Linked DNA regions of Mus musculus: regions 2 and 3 are each linked to region 1. The links are chromatin loops, found by intact Hi-C in ENCODE. Cell type or tissue: gastrocnemius. All regions are shown on one strand.

Region 1 (5,000 bases):
CGCGAGTATTCACCGTCAGAGGCCTGCAGGAAGCTGTGAAGTAAAACTCACAGAGGAAACCCTGGGTCTCAGTCTCGCATGGCTTCTCTTCCCAGGCCGGCTCGCCGGGTGCAGCTTCAGTTGCTGTCGAGACCGTGACGCACAGAGGGCCGCAGAGTGGAGCCGTCTGGTCGTTGGGCCGCGCCCACCTGCTGTAACTGGTGTGGTTATCGCCAGTAACCCACTGGAAGCCGCGCAGGGGCCCGAGATGCACCGGGTCGTCACAGCCCTGCGGGAGCTGTAAACCGATCCAGGGCCCTAAATCCATACTGCTCTGGCTCAGCAGAAGGGAGATGACATCGGCAGCCACTGAGGAGCGCACTGTCATCAAATGTCCTTGCAGGCGCTGGCAGGCCTGGCTGGCATCGAGGAAGGTCGCGGGGCCCTGGAAAAGCGCGAAGCACTCATGCTCCACGCATTGACTGCCTGTGGGCTGCAGCTTGGCTAGTGCGGAGAGCCCCAGGCTAGCTGGAGCCAGCACACCCAGAAAGAAAATCCCAAGCATGCTGTCCAGGGGTGCACCGTGCAAGTTCCGAGAAAAGCTAGCCCTGCGCTGGTGCAGACACCCAGTCCAGGCAGAGGGGTTTCCGTATGCCTGCGGCGACAGCAGCTAGCCTCTATCACAACCTAGACGTTTCTAGCCCAGGCTCCTAGTCCCTGCGAGGCAGCCTCTAACATGCCACTCCGCTGAAGCTCCAGTTTATAAATGCGCGGCCCTCCCTCTTTGCACGTTCGGGAAAAGGAAGGAAGTGCCTGGTGGGAAGGGCTGATGCTGCGTTCTCGGATTACTGGGTTCTCCGGACGCCTTGCGCCCGCCCTCCAGCCTGGGATCACCTCTGCGCGATGAGTTAAAAAGTCTGTCTGGGCGTTGGGAGGCCCTCGGGCGTGGCCTGCAGGCGCCACCACAGAACAGAACTGTGTCAGCAAGACGACAGTTCCTGCCCCAGACTCTCCGGTATAGCCCGCGGGTAGCCTGTGTTTAAACCTCTACACACGTACACACACTCAGACGCGAACACACACACACTCACACTCACACTTCCACATAGATGCTACCAAAGTTTGGAAGATGGTCCGGTTGGTGGGGCAGGGAAAAGAAAAGTCCAGTAGAGGTGTGTCTGAGACTTGCAAGACTCTGAAAAAGGTGAGCTAAATGCAAGGCAGGAACTCAGGAAGCCTGGCTGCATTGACAATCGGAGGTTTAGGTCCCAAATGACCTTGGAGGAGGCCAGGGGAAACAATACTAGGGCAGCAAGAGGAGAGAGTGGTCTAATAACCCCAAACCCTTCTCCAGTCTCCATTCCTCTCCTGTTCTGAGCAGGCATCTCCAAGGCCAGACCCTATCTAGTTGCTTGAGAACATCGTGCAAGTTTTGTCTGGGCTCAGAGATCATGGCCCCCTTTCCCAGTTCAATTCCTGCAGAATCCTCTGGGGAAGGTGTGTTGCGTTCCTTTGTTCTGGTTTGTTTTGTTTTCCTCCAAGCCTATCTCAGACCCCTCAATGAAACTGGCCCCGGGGTGGGGAGGGGGGGAGGGGGCTTTGCAAGGAGACTGTATGAGCTACAATAGAGCCTACTTGGTTCCTTTTGACGTGATCATTTCCATCGTCATTTGAGAGTCTCAAAAGATAGAGGTGCCTACACAATCCGTTTGCTCACAAAGGGCATTGAAGAGGAGTGTCTTGTGGGCAGCTGGGAGGGGAGGAAGGGAATCTGTCACTTAAGACTTTTAGATGCTAAGCACTCACCAAGAATGTGGAGGGCTGTGTTCAAATCAAAGCTTAGCCACCTCCTCCCCACCTCTCTCATCTGCCTATTCCCCAAGCGTGCGCGTCATCACACACACACACACACACACACACACACACACACACACACACCAAGAGGACCCTGCACTCCGTGGCAGTCACTTCCACCCCACTGCCAGGAGGCGGTGCTGTTGAACTCTAGACCAATCCAAGGACAGTAGAGCATTACTTACTACAACTGCTACGGAGCAGCTCAGACTGCCTGGAGCAAAGCTGAAGGTTAGGAAATTCGTCTGTGGGAAGCCTCGCGAAGTTCCCATGGCTTACAAATGAATAGCTTCTCTGGTTCAGTACAGCTCGGACTTTAGATGAGAACAGAAGGCTGCGGTGTCCTCACGTGGAGAAAAACATTCACAGAGGGACGCGTGGCCAAGAGGGTGAAATGAGGCAGGCAGATTTCTGAGTTCGAGGCCAGCCTGGTCTACAAAGTGAGCTCCAGGACAGCCAGGGCTATACAGAGAAACCCTGTCTCAAAAAAACCAAAAAAAAAAAAAAAAAAAAAAAAAAAAAAAAAAAAAAAAGAGGGTGAAATGAAAGCACTGAAATTGTAAAAAGAAGCAGGTGGAACATCCTCCATCTGCTTGCCCATGTGGGACTCTGTCTCTGTCAAGCCAGAGCTGGGACCTGTAGAGTCCACCACCCCCTTGACTGACGTTGTCTTTATTGGGTCAAAGCTGCCTCAGCTCTCCAGGAAAGAAAACTCCAGAGGGAATGGGAATAAATATAGCAATGCCTGGGTCCTAGGAAAGAGAGAAGAATGACTAGGGGTTGGACAAGGGGATAGCCTCTAGAGAAGGGGGCAGCTTTCTTATGTGGGATGGGACCTCCAGGGGCACTGTTCCAGAGTAGGGGCATCCCCTAGGTAGAAGACAACAGGGCATGGACCAGAGGCACTGTCTGCAGAGTGTGAACTGGTGGGATTATTCAGTGCTGTGAGAGCATGGAATTAAATGGTGGTTACCCTCCTGAGTGGGGACTTTTCAATACGACAACTGCCTTAATTAGGGTTTCTGTGGCTGTGAGAAAACACCATGACCAAACGCAACTTGAGGAGAGAGCAGTTTGTTTCATCTTCCTGCTTAAGGTTCATTGTCCAGAGGAGTCAGGGCGTGAACCTAAGGGCAGGAACGGACACAGAGGCCAGAGTGAAATGTTGCTTACTGCCTTGCTTCTCAATGGTTTGCTCAGCTTGTCTTCTTATATCACCCAGGACCAACCAGCCCAAGAGTGGCACTTCCCACAAGGAGATGGGCCCGTCCACATCAATCATCAGTCAAGAAAGTGCACCACAGGCTTGCCTACAGGCCAATCAACTGGGGGCATTTTTACAACTGAGCTTCTCTCTTCCCAAATGACTATTGTTGGGAGCCGCCCCCACATTCGCCGTTACAAGATGGCGCTGACATCCTGTGTTCTAAGTGGTAAACAAATAATCTGCGCATGTGCCAAGGGTATCTTATGACTACTTGTGCTCTGCCTTCCCCGTGACGTCAACTCGGCCGATGGGCTGCAGCCAATCAGGGAGTGACACGTCCGAGGCGAAGGAGAATGCTCCTTAAGAGGGACGGGGTTTTCGTTTTCTCTCTCTCTTGCTTCTTGCTCTCTTTTCCTGAAGATGTAAGAATAAAGCTTTGCCGCAGAAGATTCTGGTCTGTGGTGTTCTTCCTGGCCGGTCGTGAGAACGCGTCGAATAACAATTGGTGCCGAATTCCGGGACGAGAAAATCCGGGACGAGAAAAAACTCCGGACTGGCGCAGGAGGGATACTTCATTTCAGAACCAGAACTGCGGATCACGTTTATAAAGGTTCCCGTAACACAGACTGTTGAGAAGGATTCAACTGCCGAATTCAGAACTCATCAGCTGGGGAACGACGGTGATAAAGGTTCCCGTAACACAGACTGTTGAGAAGGATTCAACTGCCGAATTCAGAACTCATCAGCTGGGGAACGACGGTGATAAAGGTTCCCGTAAAGCAGACTGTTAAGAAGGATTCAACTGTATGAATTCAGAACTTTTCAGCTGGGGAACGAGGTAAGTCTGATCTTGAACTTTCTAAGGAAATTCAGGACAGTCTATCAGAAGTAAAGTGGAAAATGTTTGGCCTTGAATTTTTTCTAGTGTTAGGAGCCCTTTTGTTCCTTTTCACATGTTATATAGTGCTTAAGATAGGGCTGAAAATTCTAGAGGAAATTCAGGGCAGTCTATCAGAAGTAAAGCGGGGAGAGAGAGTAGGAGCAAGGAGAAACGGTAAGTATACAGGCCTTTCCAAGGGTCTTGAACCCGAGGAAAAGTTAAGGTTAGGTAGGAATACCTGGAGAGAGATTAGAAGAAAAAGAGGAAAAAGGGAGAAGAAAAAAGATCGATTAGCGGAGGTCTCTAGGAGATACTCGTCACTAGATGAGCTCAGGAAGCCAGCTCTTAGTAACTCTGAAGCAAGTGAAGAATCCTCCTCTGAGGAAACAGACTGGGAGGAAGAAGCAGCCCATTACCAGCCAGCTAATTGGTCAAGAAAAAAGCCAAAAGCGGCTGGCGAAGGCCAGTTTGCTAATTGGCCTCAGGGCAATCGGCTACCAGGTGCACTCCCGCCCTATGCGGAGTCCCCGCCCTGCGTAGTGCGTCAGCCCGTAGTGCGTCAGCAGTGCGCAGAAAGGCAGTGCGCAGACTCATTCATTCCCCGAGAGGAACAAAGGAAAATACAACAGGCATTTCCAGTCTTTAAAGGAGCCGAGGGTGGGCGTGTCCACGCTCCGGTAGAATATGTGCAGATTAAATATGGAATCAATGCTAATTTTACCTTGGTGCAGTTAGACAGGCTTGCCAGCATGGCACTAACTCCTGCCGACTGGCAAATGATTGCAAAAGCCGCTCTCCCTAATATGGGCAAATATTTGGAATGGAGATCTCTGTGGCGAGAGGCTGCACAGGCGCAGGCCCGAGCAAACGCTGCTGCTTTAACTCCAGAGCAGAGAGATTGGACTTTTGACTTGTTAACGGGTCAGAGAGCTTATTCTGCTAAACCTGATAAGAGGTATCAATGGAAGGTCTTACCACAGGGGATGTCCAATAGTCCTACAATGTGCCAGCTTTATGTGCAAAAAGCTCTTTTGCCAGTGAGGGAACAATTCCCCTCTTTAATTTTGCTCCTTTACATGG
Region 2 (5,000 bases), 160 kb after region 1:
AAGCCTTAGAACTTAGAATGAGCAGGGGCTTTGAAGTCACATTCTAAACCAGGCATAAGGCAAAGCTAACTCTGAGCAAGGAATTTGGCTATACTGCTTTTTTCATGCCCCAGACCTCCTCAAACCCTAGGACTACTTCCACAACCACCCAGAGTATTCTTTCTGTCTGTCTGTCTCATTTTCCTTCTTACAGTTTATCCCTGATCTCCATTATCCACAACGATCTTTTACACACATTCTAGTATGTTATTCCTCTACTCAAAGCCCCCATCCACTCAACACTGCTGCATGTGTCTTTCCTGTTGGCTTTACATTAAGATCTAAACTCTTCTTGGCCTCTAAGGATGCCTATGATCTGACTTCTGATCCAAACCAAAGCCTGCTCTTTCCACTATCAAAGCATTCTCTCTCCTGCCCAATAGAGCCACCAAAGTTCTTCCTGAGCCAGGCTTCAGACTCAATTTTGAGAGATGTCCCTCCACATTTCCCATAGTGAGCTGCTTCTCATATTCTTAGAGCCCTCTTCTTTGCAAAGTTCTTTCCGGAGCCCACATCCCATGCTTTTTCTCTTGGTAATCCTCTTCCCTCTCCCTGCTCCACACCTTCCTCAGTGCCAGTACACATGTAGGTGTAGCCTCATAGAGGCTGTGCTTAGGTAGGAACTTTCACTTTCCAGGGGAATCAGGACACTTTCTGTACTCCCCTGCCCAGACATCACAGCTCTCTGTTCCCAACCACAATCATGGCGTCCATCCAAACCTGGAACCCATTTGCGTGTTAAGTTATGCACTGACTCAAACTTAATGCCAAGATATGCACATTGTAGGTGAGTTTTCTCTTTGAGATAATATGCAAGTGCCTCAATGGGCTGTGGTGTCTTGATTTAGTTAATGCTTGGGAGGGTTTTGGTGTTTTTTCATTCTCTTGTACTGGGATTTTGGACAAGGAGTCTTCTATGTTTCTTTGAGGGTCTGCAAACGATCTCCACCACACAATTATCAAAGATCAGCGCAATAGATTGGTAAATTGTACGCCTACACTTTGAGATAAGCCCTGATCTCAAGCCCCGGAACTCGAGGCTTCCACCATATGACCTGTGAGAGCCAAATACCAACTTCTTGTCCTAGTGACTTGGAAGTGGGAAAATAATGAGTGTTATTGCTATAAAGAGGACCAAGCTTATAGTAGATAATGACCATCACCTTGGACATTACACATAGAGAAAAGTGCAAAACACATCAAAGTTGTGACCACCCCAGGAACCAGATTCTCATTTCATTCTTTTTTTGTTTATTTATTTATCTGCCTAGGAATTCCATGATAACTAAAGTGATGACATTTGTAATGAAAGGATGGTATCAGCCTGGAATTCCTGCTGTCAGGATAAATAGAAAATCCTTTGCTATTTGATTGTCTGGGATGAAATTAATCGCTCCCCATAAATATCGAATAAAATGATCTGTTTGTTCTAGGAGCAGCTGGAACAATCTTCTGTTTGCTTTCTCCACCCTCGTGCTTATCCTTCTCCTCAGAGTAAGATGACTAATTGGCTTAGCAAGGTCATGAAGTCACATGCTCTCCTTTCACACTGCAAGAGTCCTACAGACCCAGTTGGTGTGCGTGCCATGTCGAGCCTGTCCTGGAGAGTAAGCTGCCCTGTGCTGGGCACTGTACTGATTCCTCCTGTTTTCTTACAGTTGGTGGTCTGGGTCTCCTCCAAGCACTGGTTGGAAGCCTGAGGAGAAGGCCCTGGAGGGGCTTTCCACTTGTATGGAGACAACTCTCACCATGTTCATCTTCCTAATAACCAGGCCTGAAATACAAACATGTATGCAGGCGTGGGCCAGTTCCCCGAAGAAACAGCCCTCTCCACATTAGCCTTTACTCCTTCTCCCCTCTGGTCCTTTTCTACTTCCAGTGCAGTAATATTAAGACATACTATGAAGAGTAGAGTTGCTTCCTGTTGACAATACATGCATATATTTAGATTCTAACATTATAATAAATCTTATCTGGTTTTATATACTCCAAATATTACCATTCTTAGATACAAATTGCTGAGATATTTTAATATTCTTATGTTTTGTACAAAGTCTTCAAAATCCAGTGTGTTCCAATGCCTTAGTACTCACTAATAGCACTTGACAAGCTTAATAGCCACCCACATATGGCAGTTGGCCACTAGACTGGCCAGCATACTTCAGATAACAGAAAAACCCCAAAAAGTTTTTATAAAACAACTGTACATGGTTAATGAGAGAAGAAACAATAACAAATCACTGCCTATGAATACAGATACAAACAACCTAAGCAAAAATATTTTCCAATTGACGTCATGCCACATATAAGAACCTAAGAAACTGGGCTAGAGAAATAGCTCAGTGGTTAAAAGAACTGATTGCTCTTTCAGAGAACCCAACTTTGATTTCCAGCAACCACATGTCAGCTCCCAACCATCTGTAAATCTAATTTTAAAGCAAACTGTGGGTCATGACCGCTTTGTGTATGTGTGTGTGTGTGGGGGGGGGGGGGTGTCAAAGGACCTTTTTACAAGAGTCATATATCAGATATCCTGCATATCATATATTTATATCACAAGCCATAACAATAGCAAAATTACAGTTATGAAGTAGCAGCAAAATAGTTTTATGGCTGGGGATTCACCACAACATAAGGAAATGTATTAAAGGCTATAGCATTAGGAAGGTGAAGACCACTGTTCCAGAGGATCTGACACCCTCTGCTGGCTGCCGAGAGCATTGCTAAAATGTGCTGGACACACATAATTATGGACACAGCTATAGAGATAATAAATACATAAATAAATCTAAGAGAGATTACCTAACACCCTAACCTTCTCCTGTAAGTTCCACAACATTTTATAAAATCTGCTAATACTTTGAAAGTCAAGAAACAGATAATTAAAGTACCAACTTGTATTTCTAAATCAATATGGCAGGTAGTGTAGTTTGGTGGTATAGCATATGCACAAGGCACTGGGTTAACCATCACCAAATGAATAAATGAAACTCTAAGTCATTAAGGGAAAACCACCCATAACTGTTTTTGTTTGGTATATGAAAATATGAATCCTGAGAAACAGTGAAAGCTGCTTCCATATAACTATTAGTGGAAATGTCACAGGTAACAAATGTGACTAGAATGCATTAACAAAGTGACACGTCCACCCAGGAGGCTCCATTTTGAGACAGAAAGTGGGTCACCTAGGGAAATTAACTCTTTCACCTGAGCTTCTGTGAAACTGACCTCCATGGACTTTCCTGCTTCTCTGCCAGGAAGTCAAACCCAAGAGGAGCTTTACAAACAGGAACTACAAAAGACACGGTCAACAATACGCTCCCCAGAGTCAGCTGCATCTGACTCTATGAGGATGGAAAGCCTGTTCTACGTGTTGTGACCTTATAGTGGGCTGTCCCACTTCTAAGGGGTCCCTGGGCCTACAGGTCTTATAGACTCAGATCAATCTCTGGAAGGCTTTGAGCCACCAGCAGCCCTACAAAGGAAGTATGGAGTAGATCCTGAAAGAGGCTTTGGGGAGGAGCTCTATCAGTAACTCCTGTGTCCAAGGAGCAAAGATATTTCATGCTAACATCTCATTTATTAAATATGTAAAAAAATTGAAGCCTCAATTTCCTCATAAATATTAAATTTGACTTACAAATTATTGTTTGTACATTTTGGAAAATACATGCAAATCTAAGTAGACTTTCGTTTCCTCTTTGCTCAGCACTTGGGCAGTTTCATGTAAACTGATTAAAACAGTCTATATTAGTTTATTACTTCCAATGATTCCTTTGAAGCATGCTACCCACTAGTCCTTCCTTATCCACAGAGGACACAGTCCACAGCCCTCAGCTGATGCCAAAGACTAGGGGTTGTGCCAAATGCTAGATCTGATATGTTTTGCTATACAGACACATCTGTGATGAAGTTTAATTTATAATTTAGGCAGAGAAAGAGATTGACAACAATAGCTAATGGCAAAGAAAACAATTATAACCATGTTATGCTGGGACACGGTTGTGTCCTTCTTATCTAGATCAGACCAACATGATCACAAGAGGCCTTAACAGTGACAGAGGGGACAAAAGGGTAGGGGCAATGGCTCTGCCTTTGAAGAGATGAGGGTGCCCAGACTTGGAACTCGAGGCAGATTGCTCAGTTGCTCCTAGAACTTGCAGAGCAGAGAAGTCCTGCAGAGAAGTCCCTGGACTTAGCACGGTATGAGCAGCGTTGGGTTTGGACTTAGCACGGTATGAGCAGCGTTGGGTTTCTGAATGCTGCCTGTGAGTCAGGTCACATCAGTTAGACGCTAATGTGTTAAGCCACTGTGTTTGTGGTCATTTGTAACCTCAGAAATGAAAAATCAATAGGGCCCTCCAATGGGCCTTTTAAATCTAATAGGTCAAACTTAGAACTATAGAAAACCTATGCTGTCTAAAGCCCTGAAGTGCTGATGTATAAGCCTCATAACACATTCCTCTGTGGCTAAAACCAATGTTGTATTTGAAATTTAATACACAGCGAGATGTGTTGAGAAGGTCACATTCTGCTTCTCTCTATAAGACTGAAGAGTGGATGCATAGATCATCCTGACAGAAATGAAATGCTGTATAGAGTTCATTACCCTTTAATCCCTGGCCTGGCCATATGAGATGCCTATGTCCGCACACTCAGGTACTGGTGACCCTGTTACCCACTTTCTACTCATTCATGTGTTGGATGTTCTGGGCTTCCATCTATACCACAGTGCTTAGAGATCAAGATTCCTGGGTTACAGGCTTCCTTCCCCTTCCTGCCTGGCAACCAAGAAGGTACTGATAGTTGCTCACAGGATAATTAATCATCTATGGCATGACCAACAACTTCAGTTACTAAGGTTTGTTTGAGACTGCAGAGTGTACCTTAGGCTTGTCTCTAACTCACAGCACTCCTATCTCAGCATCTGGATGTTGCTACCTTGCAGCCAGTAGAACAAT
Region 3 (5,000 bases), 250 kb after region 1:
AAGAGGCTACCTTTAATTCTATGAAGTGTTAAAGCCAGTGTTGTAGCTATAGTGTAACTATCAAGGAGCAAAGGAAGGTTCTGGAAAAAAGCTTGTTGTCCCTGGTCTTTTTTTCCCTTCTAATCCAAATCCCCCAATGCTGTAGTTTGGATAGGTAAAGCTTGTTAATCCTCATGGTCATCTTGACTGGATCAGAATGAATTAGAGGCTACTCCTCTGGGTGTGCCTGAGGGATATTTCCAGAGAGGTTGAATTGTGAATGTGAAGGTCTTTCCTACACATGGACTGTGGGAAGCCACATGTGCCGTTGCAGAGTGGCACTGACTACTGCTGGCCACCACGCATAAGTTTGGACAAACAACCAATGTGTACATATGCAGTAAAGTTTTTTCAAAGACACTGCCTGGCCCGGGCATGATAATGAGGCTTTGGGAGTATAACCAATCAGATGTGAGACATGCAAATGAGGTATGATAATGAGGCTCTGTGAGGTACAGAGAGAGAGAGAGTAGCCAATCAGATGAGGAACATGCAAATGAGGCTTAGTACATAACCAATCTGGGTGTGAGACACGCCTCTCCTAGGCCTATATAAGCAGCACCAATTCTGGGCTTGGGGTCTCTTCGCCTCTGCAATAAAGCTCTCCCAATAAACGTGTGCAGAAGGATCCTGTTGCAGCGTCGTTACTACTGGCCAGTCCTGCGCGCGCAAGAATGGACAGCACCTTCCCATGGCAGGATGCTCAGAAGAATGAAAGGAAAAGGGGGAGAAAGTGTTCTAAGCACCAGCATTCAACTCCCTTTGATTCCTGACTGTGGACTCATAACCAGCTGTCTCATGTTCCCTCCACTGGAGTTGCAAGATGTTCAAGGCACAATATACCTTTCCTTCTTTAGGCTAGTTTTCTCAAACACTTTGTCACAGCAACAAGAATTAACTAATAGAGGAAATATTCCCCCCAAAGCCCGTGTGTTAAGGACTTGGCTCCCACATGGTTGTATAATTTGGGGAGGTCCTGGAAATCTTAAAGTGTAAGTTGTTGCTAAGGGAAGCAGGCCATGAAGGGTGTGTTGCTGGGAGTATCTTGTTCTAGTGTATTCCTGCTCATCTCTACTTTCTGCCTGCAATGAAGAGAACCTTGTGTGTCACATCCCAACCATTATGAAATTCTATCCAATAATCTCTAAAACAGTGAGCTGAAACAAATCCCTCTTCCCTGTAAGTTTTCTGTCAGGTAATTGGGGCAATGCTACACCGGTGTAACTAGCACGTGCATGCAATCGCCACAAGCTTTTCTGGTTTTTGTTGTTGTTGTTGTTGTTTTTTGGTTTTTTTTTTTATTAGCAACCTCTAAATTCTAAGTGAGTGTATATTTCAATCATTTGATTTATCAACTCCAGCCATTCATTAGTGACTCTTATTGGGGAAATTGCCAAGAAATTTTTAGCTAGTTTTATTAGCTTGGAGCATAGCTAGCGCACCTTCTTAGGGTATCCTTATGGCTCCCAATAGAGATGGGACTTTCTGCTCCCCTTAGTACCCTCCATAGCTGGAAGTAGGAAGAGAAAACCTAGAATGTTCTATGATAACCTGTTTTGGTTTTGTTTGTTTGTTTGTTTGTTTGTTTGTTTTTCATGGATAGTACCTGGGTCCTCTGTGGAAGTGGTACCTCCTTTGGGCAGCTCACAATCAGTGGCATATGGTTAACAAGAAATGGCTGCCTGGGGTCCTCCAGGGCAGGTTCCTTACCATCCCCTCTGCCTTTTATGTACTACCCACCTGGACCCATGTCTAGTACAAAGTTGTTTATGTATATGCTCCTTTATGGTATATGTGTTCATGTCTGTATGTACAGATGTGGGTGTGAATGCACATATAGTGTGCAAGGCATACATAAATATTAGATGTTTTCTTTAATGGTCTTTTATATTATTTTTATTTTATTTAAGTGCTGGCCAGGTACCTAAAATCCTAACCAAGAAGCATTGTTAGCAAGAACTTCAGAGACAGAAACAACCCAAGATTGGAGCCTTTAAACAGCAGATAAACAAACCCAGAGTTTCTACATTCTAAAAAATAAAGCCACAAGAACAAAGCCCTGTGTACCACCATCCATTCAGACAAGAGAGGTATCCTTAGAAATTTCCGTTTGTCAAATGTTTGAGCTAAGAGAGAAATAGATGCCTTCTAAGAGATAACAGGAACTCAGTGCAGCATCTTAGCCTAGCATTGTGCTTAGAATAGGCGAGAGCACCCTCGTGTGGCAGATACTTTAAATGTCAACTCAGCATCCAAGAGTAGGCCAGCTGCAGGCAGCTTCCAAACAGGGGAAATGGAGGCTCAACCTTTGAGCCTGAATCAACAGTCAAGTAGTGTAAAATTGTTTTATTGGATGATAATGTATGATTTCTGTACTGTGAGTGTTTATACTGTAGTCAGCACAGTGGTCCTACTGTATTATCCTTGATGGCAGGAGTAGCAATTCTAGGAGGTGGTTAGAAATGCAAATTGCTCCTGCTTTAGAAACTGATGCTGAAGGCTAGCCTACAAATGTCAGTATGCCTTTTTATGAATTCTGAAGCTTGTTTATGTATATGCTCATGTATGATATATGTGTTCATGTATGTATGTATGTACAGATGTGGGTGTGAATGCACATATGGTGTGCAAGTGTGCGAAAGGCATATATCAATATTAGATGTTTTCTTTAATGGTCCTTTATATTATTTTTATTTCTTGTGTTTGTATGTGTATATGCAGATATGCTCTGATGTGCACCTGTAACTCCAGCTGTGCAGACTCATCAAGCCTTTTCATCTTGTTTTTTGAGGTGTAGGCTCTCACTGAATCTGGAGCACATCATCAATTTAGCCAAGTTGGCTAGGCATCCTCCTGACTCAGTCCCCAAAGAAACCCTAACCTTAACCCACACCCAATCCTACACATACACACAGCCACCAGCAGAAAACATGACATGACCACAGAAGTGTAAGAAGTACACCTAGTGGGGTCCAGAGACTGAGGCAGGACAGGGTCGTCAGCGCATGAGAACAACATGTGAGAGTCAGTTCTCTCTTTCCACCATATAGATTCCAGGGATTGAACCCTGGTCATCAGGCTAGACAGCAGATGCCTTTAACTAATGAGTCACCATACCCATGCCCTCTGCCAACAGCCAAATGTATACAAGACTAATAGAACAACTTGGAGCTTTGTACTAGGCATGGAGTCCAGGAGAGTAGTACTCACCAGTCAGGGAAGATGAATTGTAGGGTAAAAGACCATGACCAAAGGGGAAAACTCCCTGACTCTAACTTGACCCATAGCCCAAGACCAGAGCCAAGAAACAATCCCACCAATTGTGCTTGCCTCAAAATCAAGCCAAAGAATCACATCAATCCCTGAGCACAAAATCCTATAAGTCCCTAAACCAGAAACTTTACCAATCCCTATGCTTGCTCCAAGATCAGATCACAAAAATTCTACCAATCCTAGGCCACTCTGAAAAGCTGTGCCCCTCCCGCAAGAAACCCTATATAAAGTCTGCCACCCTTCTGGCCTTTTCTCCCCCAATAAATCCCTTGTGTGAGGTTGTTATGCAGTGACTTTGTGGTATTCTTTGGCTCACGATTTATTGCTGGGATCCCTCTCAGAGAAGAGCTGTAACACTTTCACTGGGAAAATCTCCCCCAGCTGGAGCAAAGCTGTAACATTTACATGAATGATGAAAGAACCAGACTTGGTGGCTCCTAGGCACCCACATCTTGTTGGCTGGATGTCCAGTCACTAAGAGTGAGCTGCCTAGGAGATACCACTTTCGCAAAGGAGCCTTAGCTTCTGTCCATGAGAAAGCAGGTTATAGAACATTCTAGGTTTCTTCTGTTTACTTCTAACTGTGGAGGGTAGATTATTTGAGGCAGCAGGAAGTCCCTTAGGTATTGGGGGCCATAAGAATACCCTAACTAGAAGACTTGGCCATGGCCCAACCTTATCTTTGAGATAAGGTCTTGATAAATCTGGAGCTCATCGATTCAAGTAGACTAGTTAGGTAGTGATCTTCATACCTCAGTCTACAAAGCTAGAGTTATATATTTAACTCTATAGCTGTATGCTGCAGCATCTAGCTTTTATGTGGGTTCTGGGTATCCAAACTTGGGTCCATACCTTTGCACAAGCAGATACTTTATCAACTGGCATACTAGTCTAGTATATAATTGGAGGTTGGTATGCTAGTTTAGTATAAAGTGAACAGTTGGCATGCTAGTCTAGTATACTGTGAGCAGTTAATATGCTAGTCTAGTATATAGTTGATAGCTGGTATAATAGCTTAGTATACAGATGACAACTGGTATACTAATCTATCATAAGGGAGCTATAGACAGGAAGTCATAGGGGTGAGTTCTCTGACCCCAGGAAAACCCCTTGGAAAGCTGTTTAGACTCAGCTTAGAAGAGCCAGTATACCAATTAGGGGAAGAAAGGAAGGCAGAGACAGAGTTTGTTGGACGGCAACCTAGTAGAGCTGTACCCACCAGGGCATCAAGTCATCCATCCCCATGTCTGCATCAGCAGTGCAGATTCAGAAACTGAGCATGCATGGATTAGACAATTCACTCTTGACCTTGCAGATCTACCTGGTTCTAAACACCCCCATCTCCCTGTATCTTTCTGCTTGATCTGCCTGGATTTCTCTAATCATCCCCAAAGCTAATGAGGCTCTTGCTGTAGATCTAGTAGGAACTGTGAAGCATGAGTGGATCTGGTAAGGCTGACGCAGTATGAGCTCACAGGGAGAGAGTAACATGGCTCAGACTCTGACCCAGTGCTCACCAAGTCAGAGGTACAAACAGATGGCCCAGGGTAGGAAAAGAAAGTCTCTAAGGATACCTGTAGCTGAGAAACCAGTGGAGATACCAGAGAACATGTGGCATTTAAGTCTTGAAAGAAGGGATTTCTTTCTTTCCCTCTGTTTAATACTTGAGATAAAAGTCATACAACATA

Evidence for each region. Peaks named below come from ENCODE experiments on the same cell type or tissue, not always from the same donor. Only the 100,000 strongest peaks of a DNase experiment are listed, where the experiment ranks them.
Region 2: it touches region 1 in a loop (4-fold over the local background); 29 of 42 quality-filtered maps call a loop at or near these places.
Region 3: it touches region 1 in a loop (2.5-fold over the local background); 18 of 42 quality-filtered maps call a loop at or near these places.

Annotation. Positions count from the first base shown.
Region 1 is chr2:148,407,403-148,412,402 of GRCm38, forward strand. Thbd (thrombomodulin) reads right to left here and starts at 786. Exons shown (of 1, transcript NM_009378.3): 1 at 1-786. The coding sequence starts at 544. In gastrocnemius, CTCF peaks have their summits at 909 and 1,979; DNase peaks (open chromatin) are centred at 236, 747 and 1,960; H3K4me3 peaks cover 1,831 bases; H3K27ac peaks cover 2,088 bases.
Region 2 is chr2:148,569,617-148,574,616 of GRCm38, forward strand. No RefSeq gene overlaps it. Among named protein-coding and RNA genes, the nearest start is that of Gm46770, 10 kb to the left of the region's middle. In gastrocnemius, a CTCF peak has its summit at 2,748 (motif pointing left); a DNase peak (open chromatin) is centred at 2,743.
Region 3 is chr2:148,652,909-148,657,908 of GRCm38, forward strand. No RefSeq gene overlaps it. Among named protein-coding and RNA genes, the nearest start is that of Nxt1, 17 kb to the right of the region's middle. In gastrocnemius, a CTCF peak has its summit at 2,272; a DNase peak (open chromatin) is centred at 2,260.